Linked DNA regions of Homo sapiens: regions 1 and 3 are each linked to region 2. A link is a loop called in an ENCODE intact Hi-C map of the cell type or tissue named here. Cell type or tissue: K562. All regions are shown on one strand.

What was found. Peaks named below come from ENCODE experiments on the same cell type or tissue, not always from the same donor. Only the 100,000 strongest peaks of a DNase experiment are listed, where the experiment ranks them.
Region 1: a loop joins it to region 2, with 13 times the contacts of the local background. A loop is called at or near these places in 15 of 110 quality-filtered maps.
Region 3: it touches region 2 in a loop (2.2-fold over the local background); 15 of 110 quality-filtered maps call a loop at or near these places.

Annotation. Positions count from the first base shown.
Region 1 is chr5:115,883,422-115,891,421 of GRCh38, forward strand. The region is part of intron 3 of AP3S1 (adaptor related protein complex 3 subunit sigma 1); the gene reads left to right. Among named protein-coding and RNA genes, the nearest start is that of AP3S1, 45 kb to the left of the region's middle. In K562, a CTCF peak has its summit at 4,791; no DNase peak of the experiment used is centred here.
Region 2 is chr5:116,027,381-116,035,380 of GRCh38, forward strand. LVRN (laeverin) reads left to right here. Exons shown (of 20, transcript NM_173800.5): 20 at 1-226. It overlaps ARL14EPL (ARF like GTPase 14 effector protein like), which reads left to right and starts at 5,092. Exons shown (of 4, transcript NM_001195581.2): 1 at 5,092-5,125. RefSeq lists an enhancer at 4,687-4,736. In K562, a CTCF peak has its summit at 4,947 (motif pointing left); a DNase peak (open chromatin) is centred at 4,941.
Region 3 is chr5:115,826,627-115,834,626 of GRCh38, forward strand. ATG12 (autophagy related 12) reads right to left here. Exons shown (of 4, transcript NM_004707.4): 3 at 5,976-6,038; 4 at 1,574-5,237. The coding sequence ends at 5,178. It overlaps LOC124901049 (a long non-coding RNA gene), which reads left to right. Exons shown (of 2, transcript XR_007058908.1): 2 at 5,625-6,256. Among named protein-coding and RNA genes, the nearest start is that of ATG12, 11 kb to the right of the region's middle. In K562, a CTCF peak has its summit at 4,729 (motif pointing left); a DNase peak (open chromatin) is centred at 4,715.

The sequences.
Region 1 (8,000 bases), 140 kb before region 2:
GCACAGTCCCTCACAACTTCCCTTGGCTACAGGAGGGAGTTCCTCAACCCCTTACGCTTCCTAGGTGAGATGATGCCCCACCCTGCTTCTGCTCACCCTTTGTTGGCTACACTCGCTATCTCACCAGTCCCAATGAGATGAGCCAGGTACCTCGGTTGGAAATGCAGAAATCACCCGCCTTCTGCGTTGATCTCGCTGGGAGCTGCAGACTGGATCTGTTCCTATTCGGCCATCTTGCCATCCACCTCCTTTGTAATATTTTTACTCTTTTAAAGTCACTGCTCAAAATATCAATCATACCATATTCAACTATAGGTAGAAGAATGTATTTTTAGGCGAAATACCATTTTAAAAATCAGCTTTTGCTTGGGAGTTTAAATATAGTTTTGACAATTTATATCAATATGAGCTTTAAAAAATGTTCTCAGGAGTAGTTTTGTACACAGAAAGAAATTATTCAGAGGTTACTTTCAGTTTTAATAATACTTATTAACCTTAACAAATTCATAAACCCGGTTCTTTCTTAGAATTCTAAATTCAACATACAAATCAAATTAAGTCGCTTAAATGGAGGGACTGAAACAATTAAATTTCCTATAGTACAAGCACTCCTCACTTTGCAGATTACCATGGTAATAATTCATGTTTATAGAAACCATGTTTATCACTTTGCACAGTTCAGTGGTTGCTGAGATCTATTAATGTGGTACCCTATAAAACAAGCAGTGCCTGTATTTTAAACGGAATTTATATATTTAATATGTTTTATTTTTATGCTCATATTTTGGCATACTTTCTCAAATTTTTAAATATCTCTTAATTTTTAGAAGTTCATATATTATGGTTACTCTTAAGTTATCTTAAGTATTCTAATAGTGTAGGCAAATTTTCCTTTACTTTTCAGCTTAAAAAGTCAGGTGGATCACGAGGTCAGAAGTTTGAGACCAGCCTGGCCAACATGGTGAAACCCCGTCTCTACTAAAGATACAAAAAATTAGCCGGGCATGGTGGTGCGCGCCTGTAATCCCAGCTACTTGGGAGGCTGAGGCAGGAGAATCACTTGAACCCCAGGCGGGGAGGGGAGTGGAGGTTGCTGTGAGTTGAAATCACACCTTTGTACTCCAGCCTGGGTGACAGGGTGAGACTTCGTCTCCAACAACAACAACAAGAAAAATCCCATTCCAATTGGATATTCACGTTTACATAGATTTATAAAAGCCTAGTCTGTTAAGTATTCTTACAATACCACATTTTTTAAGGCTTAAGTATTTAAATATCAACTATACAGAGTCTTTCTAAACTTAACATGAAAATATTAATATTATAGGTTCACATCATAATTTCTGTTACTTTAAATTTTTCTGGGTTAAAAAATCACTTAACTAGTAAGGCAACCATTTTTTTTTCCTAGTTTCTGAGGTTATTACATGTTGACTTGAGAGGCCCTGGCCTGATCCCAAGACTGATTCTTTACTAACACACTGATAGGAACACTGATACAGACATTCTATCACATAGAAAAATGGTTGATCTCAGAGTTCTTCCTGGGTTGAAATCATAGCCATATAACTTAATATTATGAACTTAACTATTATTACTTCTTTCTACTTCCAGAAGTCTGCACTAACATGACGGCCAGCATAATTTACCATGTTAGTTGTATTTCCATTTCTTCTGCTTTCTTGAGATATTTCATTATCTTCCTCCTGGTTCCAAAGACAACATTAATGACTTTCCATTTGTATTAGTCAGTGTTCTCCAGAGAGACAGACCTGACAGGATATATGTATATATGAAGGGGAGTTAGTTTATTAGGGAGAATTGGCTCACACAATCACAAGGCAAAGTCCTACAATAGGCCGTCTGCAAGCTGGGGAAGAAAGAAGCCAGTAGTGGCTCAGTCCGAGTCCAAAAGCCTCAAAAACAGGGAAGCCAACAGTGCAGCCTTCAGTCTGTGGTCAAAGGCCAGAGAGTTCCCTGGCAAACCACTGGTGTAAATCCAAGAGTCCAAAGGCTGAAGAACCTGGAGTCTGATGTTTCAGGGCAGGAGGAACCAAAGGAAGCAATCAGTATGGGAGAAAGATGAAAGCCAGAAGACTCAGCAAGCAAGGTTATTTAACCTTCTTTTGCCTGCTTTGTTCTAGCCACGCTGGCAGCCAGTTGGATGGTGCCCACCCACATTGAGGGCAGGTTTTCCTCTCCCAGTCCACTGACTCAAATGTCAATCTCCTCTGGCAACACCCTCAAAGACACACCCAGAAACAATACTTTACCAGCTATCTAGGCGTCCTTCACTCAAGTTAACAGCTAATATTAACCATCACCGTGTTGAATACTTTTGTTAATTTATTTTGTTCTCCTTAAATTTTATCATTTGATTTAGGTGGATGAAATACTTTAAAGAATGGTGTGAAAAGCCTGTGTTTGTAGTTAGTTCTTTTTCTATTTCTTCACTTAAAAGGAAGTTTTGAATGAGATTTTAACTGTTAACAGTAGATTTATGTGGGTGCTGTAAGTATGGACAGTTCAAATTTTTGCTTTATACTTTTCTGTATTTTCCATATTTTCTAAATGATCACTTCTTACTACATTAGAAATAATATATTATTTGTTGTTGATGTGGGTTCTGGAATTAGATTTTTGAGATTTGAATCAGGACTCTACCATTAAGTGTTAGTGGTTAACCTTTTGCTTTAGATTACTCTTCTGCAAATGGTTGATGATAAAAGTAGTTGCCTTATGGGATTACTGCAAAGGCTCAAATAAAATAATATACTTAAAGCAGTCGGAACAGTGGTAATGCCACAATACTGTGTAGAGTTGACTCTTGAACAACACAGGTTTGAACTGTGTGGGTCAACTTATACACAGATTTTTTAAGATAAAGATTACACTGAGTGTACCTGCCTCTCGTGCCTCCCATTCCACCTCCTCCACTTCTTCCACCTCTGCCACCCCTGAGACAGCAAAACCAACCCCTCATCTTCCTTAGTCTACTCAATGTGAAGACGAAGATAAAGATATTTATGATGAACCATTTCCACTAAATGAAGAGTAAATATATGTTCTCTTCCTTATGATTTTCTTAATAACATTTCTTCTCTAGCTCGTTTTATTGTAAGATTGCAGTATAGAATACATATAACAAAAAATGTGTACTAGTCGACTGTTTATGTTATCGGTAAGGCTTCTGGTCAACAGCAGGCCATTGTAGTTAGGTTTTTAGTGAGTCAAAAGTTGTACGCAGATTTTCAACTGTGTGGAGAGTCAGCATCCCAACCCCACTGTTGTTCAAAGATCACCTGTACCAAGTAAATGCTAGCTGTTATTATAATTAACTTTCTATAAATCACAGAGAAGGAATCATTAATGTAAACTCTTTCAGAATTATTATGACATGATATAGAAGGTAGATGGTCCTTTCTTCAGCTCTTAATTTCTCTATATTGACGTTGAGTTCATTATGTGTTAAGTGCATGGTACATAGTAAATGCACAATAAATGACTGTTTTTGCTAACATTGTCATCACTGGCATGTGAGTGTCCAAGTGAGGTTTAATAGAAATCCAGTCCAGAATGCAGTCATATATTGAGTCAAGTGCTATTTACATATCTTAAACACCATACTTTAAAGATTCTTAATAGTACATGCAGTGGGTACCTATTGGAGAGTGTACCTAGGCTACATTCATAATTGTTCTTCAAAGGTAAATGATGTGATTTTACGTTCAGTTTGTCTTCCCTAGCTCTGCTGGTACATTCAATATTTGTAATGGTATTTTTTAGTTATTGGTTTGAGTTAAACCAAGATATTTCTCTCTAGAACATCTTGCTGGTGATAAAAAAATAATTTTTTGGCTTCAGCATATTAGTATCCTTAAATTTATGCCTCCTATTTTTGCACTAAAGACTTTTCGTATCTTATAACATGTCAGTGTAACCCTTTTTTTTTTTCATTTATTATTGTAGATTCAAAACAGCAGGATCTGTTTCTCCTGAATTTTAACAGAAATTTCTAAACCCAGAAACCAATTTTTTTTTTTACTTAGAAACTCAAAAAGGGGTCTGCCAAATAAGTGGTATTGTTTAAGGGTAATTTGTGGTATTTTTATTTTATCTTGTGTACATTTTTATTTCTCCGTGTGTTTGGTATTATAATACTAGCTAATGTATATTGAGTGTTTTCTTTTGTGAGACATTGTTGTAAGCCCTTTATATTTATTCATTTAATCACTAAAACAACTCTATGATATAGTTACCATTATTATGCCCAGATAAGAAACTGAGGCTTAGTGTTAAATAACTTGCCCTGGATCTCAGAGTTAGAGGCAAGGCTAGAATTTAAGTATACACATGCTAAAGTTTGTGCTCTTGAGTACTAACTACAAAGCTGTCATATAATAGATACCTGTTACTCTTTGTGGCCTGGATGTATAGGTTACTCTTTGTGGCTTGGATGTAAAGATAAAGAAAACACAAGCATGTTTTATAACTAGAATAGCATGGGAAAGGAGGACTCTTTATATTTGGAGGAGGCATTTTTCGAAATCTATTTACTTTTTATATTTATTTTTTGAATACTAGGTAATTAAAATGCAGGACAATTTAAAATATTATTCTTTTTGTAAATTGGAAGTAATTTTTCTCCCACCAGCTTTTGAATTCCTTGAGGACAGAGTTTAGGTCTTTGGTTTTATATCCCTGGCACCTGAGTAGCTACTCAGTAGTAGTTAGATACCTGTTATATTGAAATTGGCTTTAAACTTTATATCATTTTAAAGTTGAAGCACAAGAGGGTGCTGTTTACTATGATACTTCTAGGTCTTAGCTCCTTTTATCTTTCTACTTGTGAAATAATAATGCAACAGCAATTTTTTTATTGTTGTTATGGTTAGAACCATCGAGACTCTAATTTTTCCCCCTTAATTTCTTCACTTCAGATTGTCAGTTATTTGTTTTTTGTTGGCCTTGTGCATGTAACAGATCATCAGTGTGTGATGGACCTTAGGGCTCTAGATTTCTGATGATATTAAATAATTTTTGCTAAATCAAAAGAAAATTAGAAAGTCTTTTGAAGAAGGTTTGTTGATTTTTTAAAACTGAACAGAGTATCTGAGTGCTTTAAATTTTAAGAATTTTTTTCATAAATTAATAACATGCAGTTATAATGACATTTTGTTGCAGGGTACTTTTTTTATAGTATTCACATTTTTTTACATGTGATATTGTTCTGGATTAAATGTGGACAGCATTTTTTTCTTCCTAAGTTAACAAATTACAGTGTCTTGGTAGTTGTGGCATGTAGTTATCTTCCTTTTATATCAGTATTTATCAGCAGAATTATAATTTTCTATTTCTATTTTAATTTTATAATTATCATGTATTTTGAACAGCCAGATAAATAATTCTGGCTGCCATTTATTAAATGGGTCTTCGGAACTGTGCTGGGCACTCTATCTAAATTGTTTAACTCAATTTTTATGATAATCCAGAAAAGTAAGTAGTTTTATCTCTATCTTATAGTTCTGAGATTTAAAGGAGTTAAATGATACTTGAGGCCACAGAGCAGGGATTTGAAGGCATGTATGTCTTCCTGGTTTCAAAGCATGTATCCTCAACACAGTACTGTGCTGCCTCTATAGGCAACCCATGTTTTTTACCACTCCATACTTTACCAGAGGCACACTTAATGCTATCACGAACTTTTTTTTCTTTTTTGCCCAATATAATCTGCACATTTAGTAGGTTCTGCTGATCTTTTATAAATACATGTAAGTGAAGGGGAACTATTTAGACAGCATTTTTACCAAGATGGTCTTCTCATGGTTAAAAAAGTATGACTGCAACATATAGGTAATCAATGGAACTAGAAAAATTAAGAAAGAAAAAATAAAGGCATACTGGAAATTGTATTCTGATTAGTAAATCTAATAATGATTTAAAATCAAGTAAGACCACTCCACGTCATACACAGAAATCAATTTCAGATAAATTTGGTCCAAACATGAAGAGTAAAATAATAAAGCTTTTGTTTTCTTCTGAGTGAATCTCTTTCCTGACCTTGCTGTAAGCCAAGATTCCTTAAAGTGGACATAAAACAATGTTAACTACAAAGAAGAAAACTGAAAAATTGGATTTTATTGGAATGGAAAAATTCTGTTCTTCCAAGGGCACTGTTAGGAGAATGAAAAGGCAAGCCACAGAACTGGCAAAGGTATTTGTAATACATATGACAAAAGACTGTAGCTAGACTATATAAAGAATTCCTATACATCAATAAGAAAATACAGACCCTTGTAATCCCAGCTACTCAGGTGTCTGAGGTGGAAGGATTGCTTGAGCCCAGGAGTTTGAGACCAGCCTGGGCAACATAGTGAAACCATGTCTTTAAAAAAAAATGATAAAAAGACCAATAGAAAATGAGCAGAAATCTTGAACAGGCATTATGAAAATAGATATCTAAATGGGTAATACAAATGAAAAGGTACGCAGTCTTATATCAGAGAAGTACAAATTAATACCATCATATACCACCACACACCCTTGAGTATGGTTAAAGTTAAAAGATGGATAACATAAGGTGGTGAAAAGGCTATGGAACTACAGAAACTCTCATATACTGCTATTTAAAGTCTAAGTGCGTATAATCGTTTTGAAAGTCTATTTGACACTGTATACTAAAGCTTAACCTACACGACTCTTTGACCTAGCAGTTCTACTCCAAGTATACAATCAGTAGATATGTGTATACGTATATATATGTTCACTAAAAGATGTGTAAGAAATGTTCTTAACAGTACTAATTGTAATGGCACCATACTGGAAACAACACAAATTTATGTCACCAGTAGAATGGACACACTGTGATATTCTAATTCAGTGGCATACTGTACAACTAAGAATGATTAGCTGTTGTATTATGTAATAACCTGAATAAATCTCACAAAAAATAACAATGAATAAAAGAAGCCACTCACAAAAGAGCATGTATCCTATAATCTCATTTTAATATGGTTCAGACATAGATAAAATGTATTCATAGTGTTAGGAAGTTGGGTATTGGTTACCTTTGATGGTTGATAAGTGACTGATGGACTCTGAGAAGGCTTCTATAATGCTGGTAATGTTAAAACATGATTTGAGTGTTGATTATACAGAAAAATTTATGTTATATGTTATGATTTTTGTACTTTTCTATGTGTATGTTACACTTAAGTAAATACTTAGGTGGGGGTGGAACTTAAGTGGCTTTATTTTCCATAACTTTTAACTATGATTTTCTAAATAAGTATTCAAATGATTTCTAAGTTAAAGACTATTTTAAAAGTAAATATTTTCTTCTTTCTCAATGGAAATGTCACCAGTAACTTGAGTTGTTTCCGGAGCTCTGGTATCATCCCAGGCTGTCTAGTTTCTTTAAGCAGATGTGCCCATTAATAGGGGTCTAGGAAAAGACCTTTCCCAGCTGTTTCATCAGGGCTGCCCTGGTAACAGTGAAAATTTTCCTCTCTTCACTCCTATTATTACTCTCTCCAAAAAGTTAATATTTGTTAATTGCTTACTCTGTGTTCAAGCAGCATTACCCCATTCAGTCCTCATAACAGGAGTCTGTTGTATCAAAGAGGAAAAATGTATCTGAATTAGTTAGAAATAGAATGAGTAAAGTCATTTCAGGCACCATGTCACCAGGGCCTTGAGGAGAAATAGATAAAGTTGGGAGTTTGGGTGGATACTAAATGATACTAATTTTTTACCTACCAAAAAATTAAACTAAAATCTCACTTGTGGCTGACCTGTTGTAAAGGGAACATACAAGATTTTTTTTGCCTCTACTTCCACAGTCACTCAGTACAATACATCTGACACCAGATATTTGGGAGTTTGTCCCCCACACACCAAGCAGTTCTCCTGCTGGGTGTCCTGTAATTCAGTGCTGACAGTATCTACGTGGGGATAGTATCAGATCCCATGACACAGTCCCACAAGGCTGCCCCCACTTC
Region 2 (8,000 bases):
ATAAGTTAAGGCAGCCATAAATGAAAATACAAAACAAACGTTTGCTTTTGTATTTGATTCACAAGAGGATTCTCCCTGAGTGTCAGGGGAGGCTGTGGGACTTCACCACGTGGACAAACGAAAGCACAGGCTACTCAGACTTGGCCACAGGTCATAGGTCAGAGAATTTTTTCTTCAAATGTAGAAATGTAAATTTTCAGCAATAAAATATCTGCATGCCTACAAAGTGTTGTAGCTGAGATACCTTCCTGTTTTTTTTCTTAAACACTCATTCTATATTTCCCATATTTCCTCTGATAATGAATCTCATCTTTCAATAACTTTGTCTTCACTTGTCCTCTCAACTGCTTTTCTCTTCCTCTTCTTCTTCTGTGTCTTAGTCCATTTTGTGCTGCTGTCATAGAATACCTTAGACTGGGTAATTTATGAAGAACAGAGATGAGTTTCTTACCATTCTGAAGGCTGGAGATTCCAAGGTCGAGGGGCCTGCATCTCACTAGGGCCTTCCTGCTGTATCATCCCATGGTACAAGGCAAGAGGGCAAGAGAAAGAAGAGGGAAGAGGACTGAACTCATCTTTTTTATCAGGAACCCTCTCCCAAGACAACTAGCCAACTCCCATGATAACAGCACTAATCTATTCATGAAGGCAGAACCTTCATGACCTAATCACCTCTTAAAAGTCCCACCTCTCAACATTGCATTGAGGATTAAGTTTCCAACACATGACCTTGGAGGGACACATTCAAGCCATACATAGCTCTCTCCTCTGTTTCCACTCCCGTTCTTTCTCTATCAAGCTGCCTCTTCCCTTCTCCCCTTTTCTCCTTTCTCCTCTTTCCAGTAATCTCTGCCTTACTTCTGCCTGGTTGTTCTTATCCTTGCTCCTTGATCTTCCTACCCAACCATGCTCTCAGTCCACCAAGCGTGCTTTGAGGCTGACACTCAGTGTCAAGAAGGCTCTGATGCCTGGTATTGGGTGATGCCAAGAACTACTGATCTTGCCAAAAGAGCATGTAGGCTGGTCTCTCCAGACTGTTAAAAGTTAAACTGAATCCTATTACATCTTAGCTTCTGTAGTAATTAAATAGTGCTGAAGGCGTTTCTCCAAAATCAAATTCCCAAATATTTAATTAATAGTCTTTCCTCTAAATATGGGGAAAAAATGGATGATATACCATTTTTACTTACTTGGATGAAGCTGGCTACTTAAGCACTGCATTTTATTATGCTTTACCTTATACAAACTATAAAAACAAGTAATTGTTGATTGGTTTCTGTGATAGCAATAATGCAGTAACAAGTCAGGGAGTGGTACCGAGGCTGATTTTCTGTGTGGCATAAATACTTTATTAACCAATAAAAACAGCTTATCTGTTAGCACCCCAACTATAAAATGATTTCCCTGACCCAGTCCATTTATTGTATACCTTTCATCTTGAAAATAATTAACAAAATATACAATATAGTCATGATTTTTTCCAATTTCATAATTCGAAATTAAATTTTTTCTCACAATCTTATGCTTTTTTTTTTTGCCCAACCCCATTCAGTGACTTGCCATTGTTGATTTTAAATGGAAGAACAGATGTCTTAGTGTGATGTTCAGCATTTTTTGTAATTTAGATCCCTGGGACCAATCTGTATAGCAATTTATTCTGGGGAAGGCATGAAGAAGCAAAGTGAGATGAGATTTAAAAGGTAGCTCGTCTTAGTTACTTTTCCTGTTTAATCCATTCTTTGCTCCAATAAAAGCTGTCTTTTTCTCATCCAAACTCTAGCAGGATTACCATGTTCAAAGCAAAGCCTTAGGGGATGCTTACAAGTAAATATAACTGCCTCCCCCACACAAAGAATGATTTAGCACAGTTAGCAGCATTTGAAACCATACATATGTTGCCTTTGGCTCATTCTTCTAATTCAACAAGATTTAGCAAAGGTAATCTGTACAACACATATATTTAGGAGTTATTTGGACTCTTCCTCTTCCCTTCCCTTCATAAATAAGTCAGTCCTAGAGGTGAAATAGAGCAAGGTGGCATCTGAACCAGTGGGAATTGAGGGGGAGCCATGGTGGCCCATGACCTGAAGTGGGCTTAAGAGTTTGAATGGGGTGAAGAAAGAATCCACACAGAGGAGGGGAGATCACAGTGGGATATCAGAACCCAGACAGGGTGAATAAGGTTACCACACGGTGGCGAAGGGAGTTATGACACGGTGACTTAGAGCCCAGATAGGGTGAGAAGAGTATCTAATGGGGGTTGTGTAACCCAGAATGGGTAGTTGAAGTCTTTGTGGGGTAAAGAGGATGCCCATATGTTGGAAGGTGGCCTAGTATGAGGTATCAGAGCCTGGGGAGGGTAAGAAGGGAATCCATATGGGGAAGGACAGAGGCAGATATAGGAGGTGGGTTACCACAGGGTTATGGGTCAAACAAGAAAATATATCCATAATAGGATCCAGGCTTCTCACTGTTGGAGAAGGGAGTTACAGATACTCGAAGGGAACAAGAATGAACTGTTCTGGTATGGAATTGGAAGTATTTGTATGGACTCATGGTTTTCAATATATAGATAGATTTATAAGTATCTGTAAAGTATGTAATAAATAGCTGTAATATGTGTAGATATATTTTGCTCTTTATCTGTATATACATAGATACAGATATATTTTTTTGCCATTACTTTTAGTGGCAAAAACCAGAATTACTTTTGCACCAACCTAATATAGCTATATCTACATCATCTCTATCTCTATTTATATAGAGATAGAGAAAGAGTAAAAGTAATGGCAAAACCTGCAATTACTTTTGCACCAACCTAATGGATTTAGACTCTAGCTTCCCTCCTGAGAGACAGTAGCAGCAGTAACACCTAGTTATGGACTGAATGTATCCCCCAACAATTCATATGTTGAAGCTCTAACCCCCAAGGTAATAGTATTTGGAGGTGAGGACTTTGGGAGGTATTTAGGTTTAGATGAGGTCTTAAGGTTGGAGCCCACATGATGTGATAAGTGCCCTTACAAGAAGAGGAAGAGACACCAGAGCATTCTCTCACCCTCCGTGTGCATGCACCAAAAATGGCATGTGAACACAGAGAGAGGAGGCGGCTGCCTACAAGCCAGGAGGAGTGCTCTCACCAGGAACCGAAGCTGTCGGCACCTTGATACTGGACCTTCCAGCCTCCAGAACTGTGAGAAATAAATGTCTACTGCTTAAACCACCCAGTCTATGGTATATTGTTATGGCAGCTCAAACTAAGACAACCCTAATAATGAGCACAGCTATTGCCCATATCTTGGCTTCTAGATGCCATTCTCCACTAAAGAACCCAAAGTTCCTTGAAGAAATGGCTGATTTCAGGGCCAGGACAGGAAGGGAAAGGGGCAATTAAAAGTGGAACATCTTTTGAAGCAAAAAGCAAGGAAGTACTAAAAAAATAATTGGGACATACCAAATGGGCACAAAAGCCAGCTTGAAGAGAACCCCACTGGCCAAATGTGGGAAAATTTGAGAATCATAATAATAAAGGCAATAAGGGAATAAAATAAGAAATCATGAGCTAAATAACAATTAAAATTTTGATGAGGAAGGGTATTTACATAATTTCAAAGTACTTTCCCACAAAGTACAGTTGAATAATGAAGGCAAAATGAGTAATTTACAGTGGAAAAGCCTGGCAGATGTCACCTTCATCAAGTGATGAATTCCAATGATATTCCATTGCAGTGGAATAAATAGAAATTTTATTCCATTTAATAAGATGAAATGACAAACTACATTGTTACTCTTGTTATACTTCTAACAAAACTGCATAACATGAATCTAATAATGAAGAAAAAACAAACTGAGGGACATGTCACAAAAATAATATCCAAGTCTCAAGGTCATGAAAGTCAAGGAAAGACAGAGGATCTGTTCTAGACTGAAGGAGCTTAGAGACATGACAACTGAATGTAGTGTGTGGTCCTGAACTGGTTCCTTTCGCCATAAAAGACTAACATTACTGGGACAATTGGCAAAACTTGGGTGGAGTCTGAAGATTAGATGCTATCATTGTTAATTTCTCAACTTTGATGGCTTGTTGTATTTATGTAGAAAATATTTTGGTTGTAAGAAATATACATGAAGGAGTGAAGCAGTAACCTATTGATTCAGGAAAAAAAATATTTTTATAGTAACTCCAGCTTTTCTGTAAGTTTCTGAATAAATTAAACTTAAGATAAATAAAGTTTATCATCTATTTGTTACTGGAACTGCAATGCACTTTCATTTCAAGTCACTTTTTTCTTTCAAATTTGGTAATGGCCACAGCCACAATCCTGAAGTTATCTACTAAGCATTTTAATAATTATGCCCAAGTTGGAAATTCAAGTTGTCCGAAAAGACTTAATTTCTTGTTTCAGTCAACGCTTCCCATCTTCAACCAGAGGAACTAAAAACTAAAAATTTTAAAATGTGTTACTCTAAATTAACAAAGCTATATAAATGAAAAATAAATGTAAGTCATTACACTTTTAAATAAAACTTGTTTGAAACTTTTATATAAAAGTCTGTAGTGTTTATACTTCTAAAAATATTAAATCTTACAATTTCACTAAGCCTTTTGGGAAGACTTTTACATATACATGGGTGAATCATGTAACTTGAAATTATTATGCTAACAACTTGACTTAGTCCATGTTACAGTTATAGCTAATAATATTTTACCATTTTGTATAATCAGTACACGTCTAGATGTATAGTAAAGTAGTCTTCCCTTAGCTGCAGTTTCATTTTCCACAGTTTCAGTTACTCGGGGTCAACTATAGTTCAAAAATATTACATCACTACCCTGTGTTTTGGGGCCACTATTAAGTACAATAAGGGTCACTTGAACACAAGCACTGCAATACTGCAACAGTTGCTCTAATCGCCAAGGTGACTACGTGGTGACTCATTGCCATCCAGTGGGCCGAAGCAGGAGGGCAAGAGATTTCATCGCACCACTCAGAACAGTGCACAGTTTGAAACTTAAGAGTTGTTTATTTCTGGAATTTTCCATCTACGTCACAATACCTGTGTTATTGCCCTCACTTCATCCCATCACGTAGCCATTTGACCATTTTACATCATCATAAGAAGCGTGAGTACAGTACAATAAGATATTTTGAAAGAGAAAGATACCATATTTGCATATTTTTAATTACAATGTATTGTTATAATTGTTCTATTTTATTGTTAGTTACTGTTGTTAATTTCTTACTGTGCCTAATTTATAAATTAACTTTATCTTAAGTACATATGTACAGGAAAAACCGTAGTGTATATAGAGTAGGATACTATCCATGGTTTCAGGCATCCACTGGGGACCTTGGAAGGTAGCATATAATTCCTGATACATAGCTGTGTATTCTGAGTTTTTTGTTGTGGTGGTTTTTGTTTTTGTTTTTTTGAAACAGGGTGTCAGTCTGTCAATGCAGGCTGGAGTGCAGTGCTGCCATCTCCGCTCGCCGCAGCCTCGACTTCCTGGGCTCAGGTGATTCTCCCACCTCAGCCTCCTGAGTAGCTGGGACTACAGGTGTGCACCACCATGCCTGGACAATTTTTTGTATTTTTAGTTGAGATGGGGTTTCACCATGTTGCCTGGGCTGGTCTTGAGCTCCTGGGCTCAAGTGATCCACCTGCCTCAGCCTGCCAAAGTGCTGGGATTCCAGGTGTGAGCCCCCACACCCGGCCTATAGCTATGTATTCTTAATTGTTACACTCTAGTAGAAGTGAAATAACAACTCTCTGCTAGGTACATATTACCACCTCCTTTTACTACAGGAAATCCCCGACTTACCGTGGTTTGAGTTACTATTTTCATACTTTCCAGTGGTGCAAAAGTGATACAAATTCAATAGTAACCATACTTTGAGTACCTACAGAGCTATTCTATTTTTTTCACTTTTAGTGTAGTATTCCATTAATTACATGAGATTTTCAACATTTTATTATAAAATAGGCTTTGTGTTAGATGATGTTGCCCAACTGGAGGCTAATGTAAGTGTTCTCAGAACATTTGAGGTAGACTATGCTAAGCTATGATGTTTGGTGCATTAAATGCATTTTCAACTTACTATAGGCTTATGGGGACATAACTTCATCATAAATTAAGATCACCTGTAATTTTTTCACTGAAGAAAATCTAACTAGATGAATAAAATTATCTTGATTTGGGTGGTACAACATGACTTCAAAATTCTAAATGGAATTTAGAGGCACAGAATGAAAAAATGAAAAATACAGGTAGATATTATCTACTCTATTTTAAAAATGTAGATCCTTGGATCAAGATTTTCAAAATAATAAGTTGCAGGCTTTTTAGTACAAACTCTTTCTACCCAAGCTATATTCTTAAAAGTATATTATAACTTATTTTGTTTGCTAAAAAGTTTGTTTCGTGAAAAAAAGGCTGTGTGTGTATTTAAAATAGAGTATATGTTTGTGGGAATAGTGTGTATGTGAACACTTGCCTGTCCTCAGCTGAACTGCGCTTTAATTATTTTGATTGCCATGGAAAAGAAATAGCACGATATAAAGGCTTCCTCACTTTCTTTGCTTTCTCTCACAAACAATGCCAAGCAATGAGATGAGGCTGTCACCTTCTCTGCTCTCAGGTTTCTACTGAAAGTGGACTATTTTGATGACGTGATGAGTCCTAGACTCTCAGGATTCACAGATACACATCAGAGGATTAAAGGGGCTCTAAGCATGGGGTTTGTGAGAGTTTTGGGTTTTCTATCCTCTGTGAAATGATCACCTTGTCTTTGAAAATAGTTCTTTAGTGTTAGCATGTCTTACTTGAGATCAACAAAGGCGGTTAGTCCCATCATTTCCTTTGGGTAGGGACAATCCTTAGTGATGCCAGGGCTCTCAGGGTTCATTTAGGAGATTGTCCTGAGAATGCCCCGTAACAGAGAATACCTATGGTTTCTTCCAGAAAGTGTTCCTTTGACTTGTCAATAGTGAGCAGGAGGCCTTTCTGATCACTTAGCACTAGAGGGTGGCCTCAGTATTTATGAACTCCTGTGAGAGGGCGGCAGGATGAAAGTACTAGTAGTAGCACTAGAAATGAAGTATTATTTATTTCTTCACAAGGTTGATGTTTTCCTTCACTTCCCCCAACACATACCCCCATTTTTAGAGAAATGTTACCTCCTTTTATAAATAAGTTCAGAGAGAAGTTTTGACCTGCTCAACTAGAAGTAGTACAACGAAGTAGGGAAGAGATGTGATCAGCAGGAAAATTCTTCTACCTGCTGAGTGTCTTCTGTGGGTGATATACCATTTGAGCTATGTGCTATATATGCCTTGTCTCAGCCTCAAAATACCCCTATGAGGCAGTGTGTCCAGTAGGCTTCAGTTAGAAAAACAGAAACCAGACTAATTTTGTTTGTTTGTTTTAGCAAAGAGATTTCAATGTTAAGGATTTGTTAAACAAGTATTAGAGAAGTGAAAAAACAAAAGAAGAACCCCAAGTTATAGCTCAGGAACTAGTTCTCAGTCTCAAAACGGGGGAATAATGGGCAAAGGTTAAAGTTACTAGAATGTAGAAGTTTGGATGAAGGAGTATAAGATTTTCATTTTGTTTGATTTCACCCAGATGTCCTTATTCCAAATCTCAGGATCTCTCTCCTTCCCAATCAATGTTCTAATGCTTGCACTTGAGCCTTGGCAAGGCTCTGAATTCAACTTGCATTGTAATGATATATCCCGCAGAGCAGCTAGAAAACTTAAGAGACTCTTTTACAGCTGCCTTAGAAGTTTTCTGGTTCTCTGACCATGTCTCAAGCTGGTCATTTTCATCTCCTAAGCACTCCAGTGCACACAAAATAGCTATCTCACCATATTATCCTCACAATGGTTAAACAAAGCAGCCACTTGGTCCGCGAGGACACTTGCTTCAGTAGGTACTTCATTTGTCATCAACCACAGTGATTGCTCATTAATCGTGGGGGTACTGGGAGTCAGCACTG
Region 3 (8,000 bases), 200 kb before region 2:
TACCTTTGGGTTTACAACCAGCAGTGAGAATGCTGGATTACACAGTAGTTCTTTTCTTCATTTTTTGAGGAAACTTCATACTCTTCTCCTTAGTAGCTTTAGTTATCTACACTCCCACCAACAGTGTACAAGTATTCTTTCTCCACATCCTCACCAGCATCCATTATTGCCTGTCTTTTGGATAAGTCATTTAAACTGGGGTGTGATAGCTCATTTAGTTTTGATTTGCATTTCCCTGGTGATTAGTGATGTTGAGCATTTTTTCATATACCTGTTGCCCGTTTTGATATCTTCTAAGAAACACCTATTCAGATCTTTTGCCTATTTTTAATTTTTTTTTGCTATTAAGCTCTTTATATATTCGTTTTTAATTCCTTGTCAGATGAGTAGTTTGCAAATATTTTTGCCCATTCTGTAGCATATTTCTTCACTTTGTTTCCTCTGCTGTGCAGCTTTTTAGCTTGATGTCATCTCATTTGCTCATTTTCACATTGGTTGTGTTTTTGAGGTCTTACAAGAAATCTTTGCCCAGCTTAAACTTTTGGTTTCCCCAATTTTCTCTTCATAATTTCAAGTCTTACATTTAAGTCTTTAATCTATTCTGATTTTTGTATATGGTGAGAGAGGGGTCTAATTTCATTCTTCTGCATTTGGATACTCAGTTCTGCCTGCACCATTTATTATAGAAGAGATTGTCCTTTCCCCAATGTATGTTCTTAGTGTCTTTGTCAAAAGAGTTGACTGTAAGTAAATACATGGATTTACTTCTGGGTTCTCTATTCTGTTCCCTTGGTCTGTGTCTTGTTTTTATGCTTCTATCATGCTGTTTTTGTTACTATAGCTTTGTAGTACATAATTTGAGGCCCAGTAATGTGATGCCTCTGGCTTTGCTATTTTTGCTCAGGATGGCTTTGGCTGTTCTGGGTCTTTTGTGGTTCCATACAAATTTTAGATTTTTTTTTCTCTATGTCAGTGAAGAATGTCACTGGTATTTTGGTAGCAATTGCATTGAATCTGTAGATTGCTTTGGGTAGTAAAGCTGATGGATTGAAACTGGGTTGGAAGAGAGTCAAGATTCTAAGCAACTATAGGGATGGATTTATCATTCTTAAGACAAGACTTGGGAAAAGTGGGGCAGGAAAGGGGGAAAGGTATGTTTTGTAGATGTAGATAAAAGAACTGGGAACAAATACTTGGAGGAAGCAAGGAGGCAGATTTTGCCATGTTGTAAGAAAGGCAGTTATGAAACAAATAGAGCCATCTCAAAATGGACAGGACATCCTTTTTGTCTATCACTAGAAGTAATCAACCTAGATTCATGTGTATCAGCTATGACAGAAGGAACTATGGGAATTGATTTATAAGGATTCCTCTAAAGATTTTACTCACGTTTTATCTTTCATTAATATTAAATACGAAAACATGGGTATAGTAGCTAGTATCAGGTATCAAATTACTTTCCATTATTTCTAAAAATTCTATTTTAAAAACTTCCGAGATTTAAATTCAAATCTGAAAATCTGTCCTACCCCCTTGAGTCAACATGAAAGTGACTCCAAGAACAGGGACTTTATTAGTCTCTTATGAGCTTTATTAGTGTTATTCCAATATTTAGGACATAGTAGGCACTCAATATGTGAATGACAGGTTATACGAACAAACTGAAGTTTATACTTACGTTTCAAGGTTTTTGATATTGCCAAATGGCCCCCTAAAAGTGATATACCAACTCATATTCTATTCACCAAAATATGACAGGATTTCCCCACAACTCTGCTAATAGCAAGATGTACATTATTTTTATTGTCAGTCAGCATTGTTTTTATTTGTATTTTTTGTAACCAATGGGGTTCAAGGTGTTTCATGTTTTGTTGGCCATTTGTATCTTTTTGTGAATCGAAATTTGGTATGTTTTGCCTATTTTTCAGTTGGTCTTTTCTTACCAATTGAAACAAATTCTTCATATACTTAAGACATTAAAAACACTGTCATATGTTGCAAATATTTTCCATTACCTTCTGCTGTACAAAAACTTAAACTATACAAAATTTCCTTTGTTTTTAGCTGTCATACTTTGCTAATCACAATTTCATTCACTCGATGTGTTACATTACTAATTATTTACATATAAGGAAATGTACTAAGTATTATGTGTGTGTGGGTACCAGATAAAAACCAGAATAACTGGACACATGGCTCTGAGGCAGTATGCAATAAGTGATTTAATAGTGGTAGTTTGCTCTAAGTGTTTTTATGAGAGAAAGGGTATCTTCTCCTTGAATGATTCAGATAGCCTTTAAAAAGTTAAAATCTGAATCAGGCCTTGAAGAAGAGTTAGGATTTGAAAGGGTGAAGGTGTAAGTAAACTGCACGAGCAGAAGTAGATAACAGAAAACACAAGGCATCTTCAAAGAATGGTGAATAATCCAGTTTGGGTTAAATAATGTAGGCAGAGTATTTATATAAATACGATTTGAACTGTATTCAAATAGTAGTATTTGCTGAACTGTTTTCTGAATAGTTTTCATTACGTGGCCTGTAGCTGGCTTCCTTAGTGCCAAAAGTTTACTCAGCATATTATAATCCTTGGAAAATGAAGCAGAAACTGCATGAAAAGAGATTTTTATTTTCACACTCCTTCAACACCTAAGGCTTTCTCACTTTGTGTTACAACTAAATTGGTTGACTAATGTCATGTAATCTGAGAAATACACTGTACTTCGTTCTAGTAGATATTTAAGGTCCCTTTAGGACTGAAACTTACAGAAATCAGATTCCAGGAATTATCCAATCTCATTTTGATTTCGGATAAACATTAATTTGCCTTATTCCTTAAATATGGTGAATTCATTATGAAGTCTTTGGCATACTTTTAAAGATGGAAGTACAATATTGCAATATTATACATATACTTTGTGTGCCATGGGTCATCTATGCACAGTAAGATGAAGCATGATATTAATGACATCTATTTAGTCACAAAGAAAATTTAAAATATCACCTGAATGTTCAGTTTTTCCCCCAAGTTTAATCAGACTTGAGAGTTTAAATTAAAAATAAATTGTGTTGTAGGTTCTAGTCACCCAATAACTTATCGGATCCAGGCTTAATTATTGTTTAATGTTGCAAATTTAGCGCAGAATAATTCTTTGAGTAAAGATCAAGAAATAATTAAATATGATTTGAAAAAGTACAAAGTCCAGGCCCGGCACGGTGGCTCACACCTATAATCCCAGCACTTTGGGAGGCCAAGGCGGGTGGATCACCTGAGGTCAGTCAGGAGTTTGAGACCAGCCTGGCCAAAATGGTAAAACCCTGTCTCCACTAAAAATAACAAAAAATTAGGCGGGTGTGGTGGCAGGTGCCTGTAATCCCAGCTACTCAGGAGGCTGAGGCAGGAGAATCACTTGAACCCGGGAGGTAGAGGTTGCAATGAGCCAAGATTGTGCCATTACAGTCCAGCCTGGGCAACAAGACCGAAACGCTGTCTCTTTAAAAAAAAAAAAAAAAAAAAAAAGTGCAAAGTCCTATGTATTCTTCAGAGTTGTTAGGAAAGAAAACAAATAAGGTTAGCTACATATTTAGCTAACCTTAGATTTAATAAACTATTAAGTTATTTAGGTCAAAAAGAATAACTAAATGGATGCTACAAATTTCAACCAGTATTTTCGATTTTTTGAGGTCTATCATCTGAACCCTCAGTGGCAAACAATACGAAAATTCAACATATTTTTATTTGTTAAATATATGAATATAATTAAATATATTCCTTCAGTAAACTGAACTGGACAAAACTAGAGAACAGACCTTTTCCATACTCATTTAACTTTAAAATGATATTACTTTGAATTCTACTACATACCATCTTAGATCCTGTTTTGAAATTCCATTCACATTACATTCGATTTACTAGAATGCCTTTTTTTTTCTTTTTTGAGATGGGGTCTCACTCTGTTGCTCAGCAGGAATGCAGTGGTACAATCACGACTCACTATACCCTTGAACTTCTGGGCTCAGGGGATCCTCTTGCCTCTGCAGCCTAATAATTTTTTTTTAATTTTTATTTTTTTGTAGAGTTGGGGATCTTGCCTTGCTAACCAGGCTGGTCTCAAACTTGTGGCTTCACGCAATCCCCACACCTCAGCCTTCCAAAGTGCTGGGATTACAGGTGTAAGCCACCATGCCTGATCTGGAATGCTTTCTAAAAATATGGCATTATAAACATAATACTAAAGAGAAAAAAAGGTTAAATTTCACTTCAAGAAATTATCAGTCTAATAGCATCAGTAAAAATGGCACTTTTAGTCATGGCATAAAATATACAATAAGGCTATTTTTCAATTATTGTTTTCAAGTTGGAAAATGCATTATGAAACACTCAAAAAGATGCTACTGGGTTTACTCATCAAGTGCTTTTGACACCATATAAATGACAGAGTAACACCACAGTTATGTGATTGGGACTCAAGAATCCTTAAATGTTAGGACTGAAAACAGGTATATGACTTATTTGTCCAGAATTTATATTTTTCTGTATCCCAATAAAATAATTAAGCCATGTGTATTGTGTAAAATTACAGTCTTTCAGTCTGTCCTATGTGCTTGCTCTCCTGGCTAGATATTAGCTAAAAATTAGCAAAAACAGCCATTTCCCCTATTATTCCCCAGCAAAGATGTGAAACCAAAACGCCTAACCTTTTCTGCCTGGTGGACTGCCCTCTACTGGACTATTTGAGGTATTCAGCCAGCAGGTCAATGTGACTAAAAAGGTAAACATAGAGATAAATGTAAACATTAAAAAAAAAGGAACCCTTTAGTATATTAACTTTTACCATGAAAACAATTTCAGTCATTTTGAGAACTGACAATGAAGATGTTTATACAGTCTTAGTCTCCTTTTCAACCTTGGAGGCAGATCTGCAGCAATAATAGTAACAAGTAGGAGCAATGGGTGTACTATCATGACCATCTTTTATGATGACTGGTGCATTAATACAAATCACATTTTTCTGAGTCCATTCATGCTATGGATGTTTTCTTATGCATAAACATAGAGTAGACACATACTAAATAGATCACATCTGTTAAGTCTCTTGCCACAAGCATCAAAACTTTTCAGAGCTGTCTCTTCCGTGAAAATCCATTTCATGTAGTAGCAAGTTGATTTTCTTTGTGGTTCATCCCCACGCCTGAGACTTGCAGTAATGTAAAACCAGTTTACCATCACTGCCAAAACACTACAAAAAAAAAAGGCAATAAATCAAACTCAATCTTTTATTATTCTTAGATGAAACTAAGAAGATAAATGCCACATGTATCATAAATATCCACACACGTATATTAAGTTACCTATGTTACAGGCTATCTCTTTCAAAGGATGCCTGTTTCTATCAGACACATATTAATAATCCTAAGTGTTTAATAAAATCTGTCCTTTAAGCATCTTAGGCATGAATGAGCTTATGTATTTTAATCTTGTCCTTTCTCTACATGTCCAACCACAATATATGTAATTTTAGCTGTTTTCTAGTAGTGGTGCTAGTATGTGTACTCTAATAACTATTACAATGACTCTGTAAGATGTTAAACAGTCATTCTTATGCTGTTTTCTCAATTTCTTGTAGGCAGATTTGGATAACAGATTATAAGAACAATGTAGAAGAAATCAAATGTAGATAAAGAAAAAGCCTTACTTTATGAGAATCATGAAGATGACTTTGAAATGTAATTTATTCCTTGGTTCTTCAATCATTGTATAATTTATTAATATCTTTCTATGATCAAGATGTTAGATAACAGAACAAGAAAGTCATCTTTTCTACCCCAGAAAATTAAGAATGGCATGCCATCTCTTGAAATAAAAATGTGAATTAACAATACTACACAATATACATATTATACAGATGTGCATACTCGATTAAGAAAAAAAAGCAGTAATTTCTTTCTTTTTTTTTTTTTTTTTTTTTTTTTTTTACCTCATAGAGAGTTCCAACTTCTTGGTCTGGGGAAGGAGCAAAGGACTGATTCACATAAATAAACTACAAGAAAGGAAGGAAAAACAGAGATGTTTAATGGTATCCTGATTAATCTGCATTTTTCTGCATTCCAATCAGCTAGCTATTTTGTATTGTTTTCACAATTGAAGAAAGCTTCTCTGAACTCCTAACTTTTCTAAATAGTCAATTTAAAGAGATCATTACGAAGATCTCATTTTTCCTCCAGAGGAATAAAAATAACACAATTCCAGTTCCTAGAACAGTGGTTCCTAACTTTGTATAACTAAGAAACTTTTAAATATTTTTTACAAATAGCTTTTGAAGAGCTGGCTATTCAAGAAATTACATTATCGTAAAAATGTCCCCACTTACCCACAAAGAATTTCTCCTAAGATAATTACACAGGCACACAGCCAAAAATCAATATGTCTAATATTCAAGGTAGTTTGTACACTTTCCTTGGGTAAATGTATGACATATATACTTAGGTTTTTTAATAAAGTCACTTACAGGCAAATGAAGCAGGAAAAAAAGTAACAATTAAAACCTTATAACCTTGCTCTTTAAAGGATTCACTGCTCAATGTTTCAGTTTAGTCTGTTTTTACTAAAATATTTCTAGTACTTAAAGTCACAGTGTTGAAGTGCCCTTTAATAATTTTCTTTTTGGAAAACAAAACTTTATTTGCAGGTAACATATTTAGTTTTCCTTTAATATCCAAATTTGGGACTAAAATGTCCTGGATTAAACTTAGTATTTAAAAAAAAAAGTATCAGAATAGTTGGTTGACAGATACTATTTTGATCACCAACCATGAACCATCAATATTGCTTGCATCTCTCTTAGCCAATATAGTGTGGTGATTAAGTGTATAGGCTCTGAGACACACCTGGGTTTGAATCCTGGCTTTACAAATAATCTCTCATCCTCTTTATTTGTAAGATATGGAAAATAATAGGACCTATACCTCTTGGGTCTGTTAGGAAAGACAAAATGAGATAATACACTAACTTTCAGTGCCTGGTATATGTACTCAATAGACGTTATTGTTAAATTATCTTTAAATAGTTCATGCTGAAATATCAATTTGTGGTTATGGCTGAGTAGAGTTCTGGCACAAAAATTTCAGAACTGTAACAGAAAACAATGTGCATTATAATGTGAATTTTTTGTAATACAGATATAATTTGTGTTCAGTGCCTGACAATTTATGAGCAAATCCAGATTTTACTCTTGTACATTATAAATGAGGGGAAGGGCTCTCAATAACAGCTTAGTTTATCAGTGTCTATGATGTGCTGAGAATTGTACATGGAACTATGAAGATTAATGTGATCTCTTCCCTCAATGAGCTTATAATCTGTAGGAGAGGCAGAGACACACATGAATAAATACGGGTGAGAAAAGTACATCTAATGAAGTATGTAGCGTACAGAAATGTACACTACTCTAGCCTAGCAAAAGGGTCAGTGATGGCTTTGTGGGAAATAAGAAATAAGCAGGATTTAACCAGGTGAAGAAAGCAGTAATCAGGACTTCACAGGCAAAGGAGACAAAGAGTAAGATGGTGTTGTGTTCACAGAAAACAGCAGACTCGATGGAGCAGAGAACCAACCAAAGGCATTCAATGTGATTTTGTAACAGGTGTTAACTGGAAATTTTAAAAAAGCAATTCAGTTAGTTCAAAAGACAGAAAGACATAAATCTGTTTGCATACTATAAAGCTCTATATAAGTAACAGGTTAACATCATCAATTCCACTGCAGAATCGCTAAGTGGCGTATAATTTGTTACTTTAAAGTACATGTAGTTACTCCAGGTTTGTGAAAGTAAAATTCCATGGAAGTATTATTTCCAAACTGCAAGAACTTGGGCAGACAAAATTAGTTAGTTTTATTAATTACTTTGCCTTTAAATCAGCTTTTTTTTCTTTCTGCTTTTAAATCAGCAGTCTTTAAATTGATGTCTCTAGTTATTCTGGTTATAAAGCTCTCTGTCTAGTGG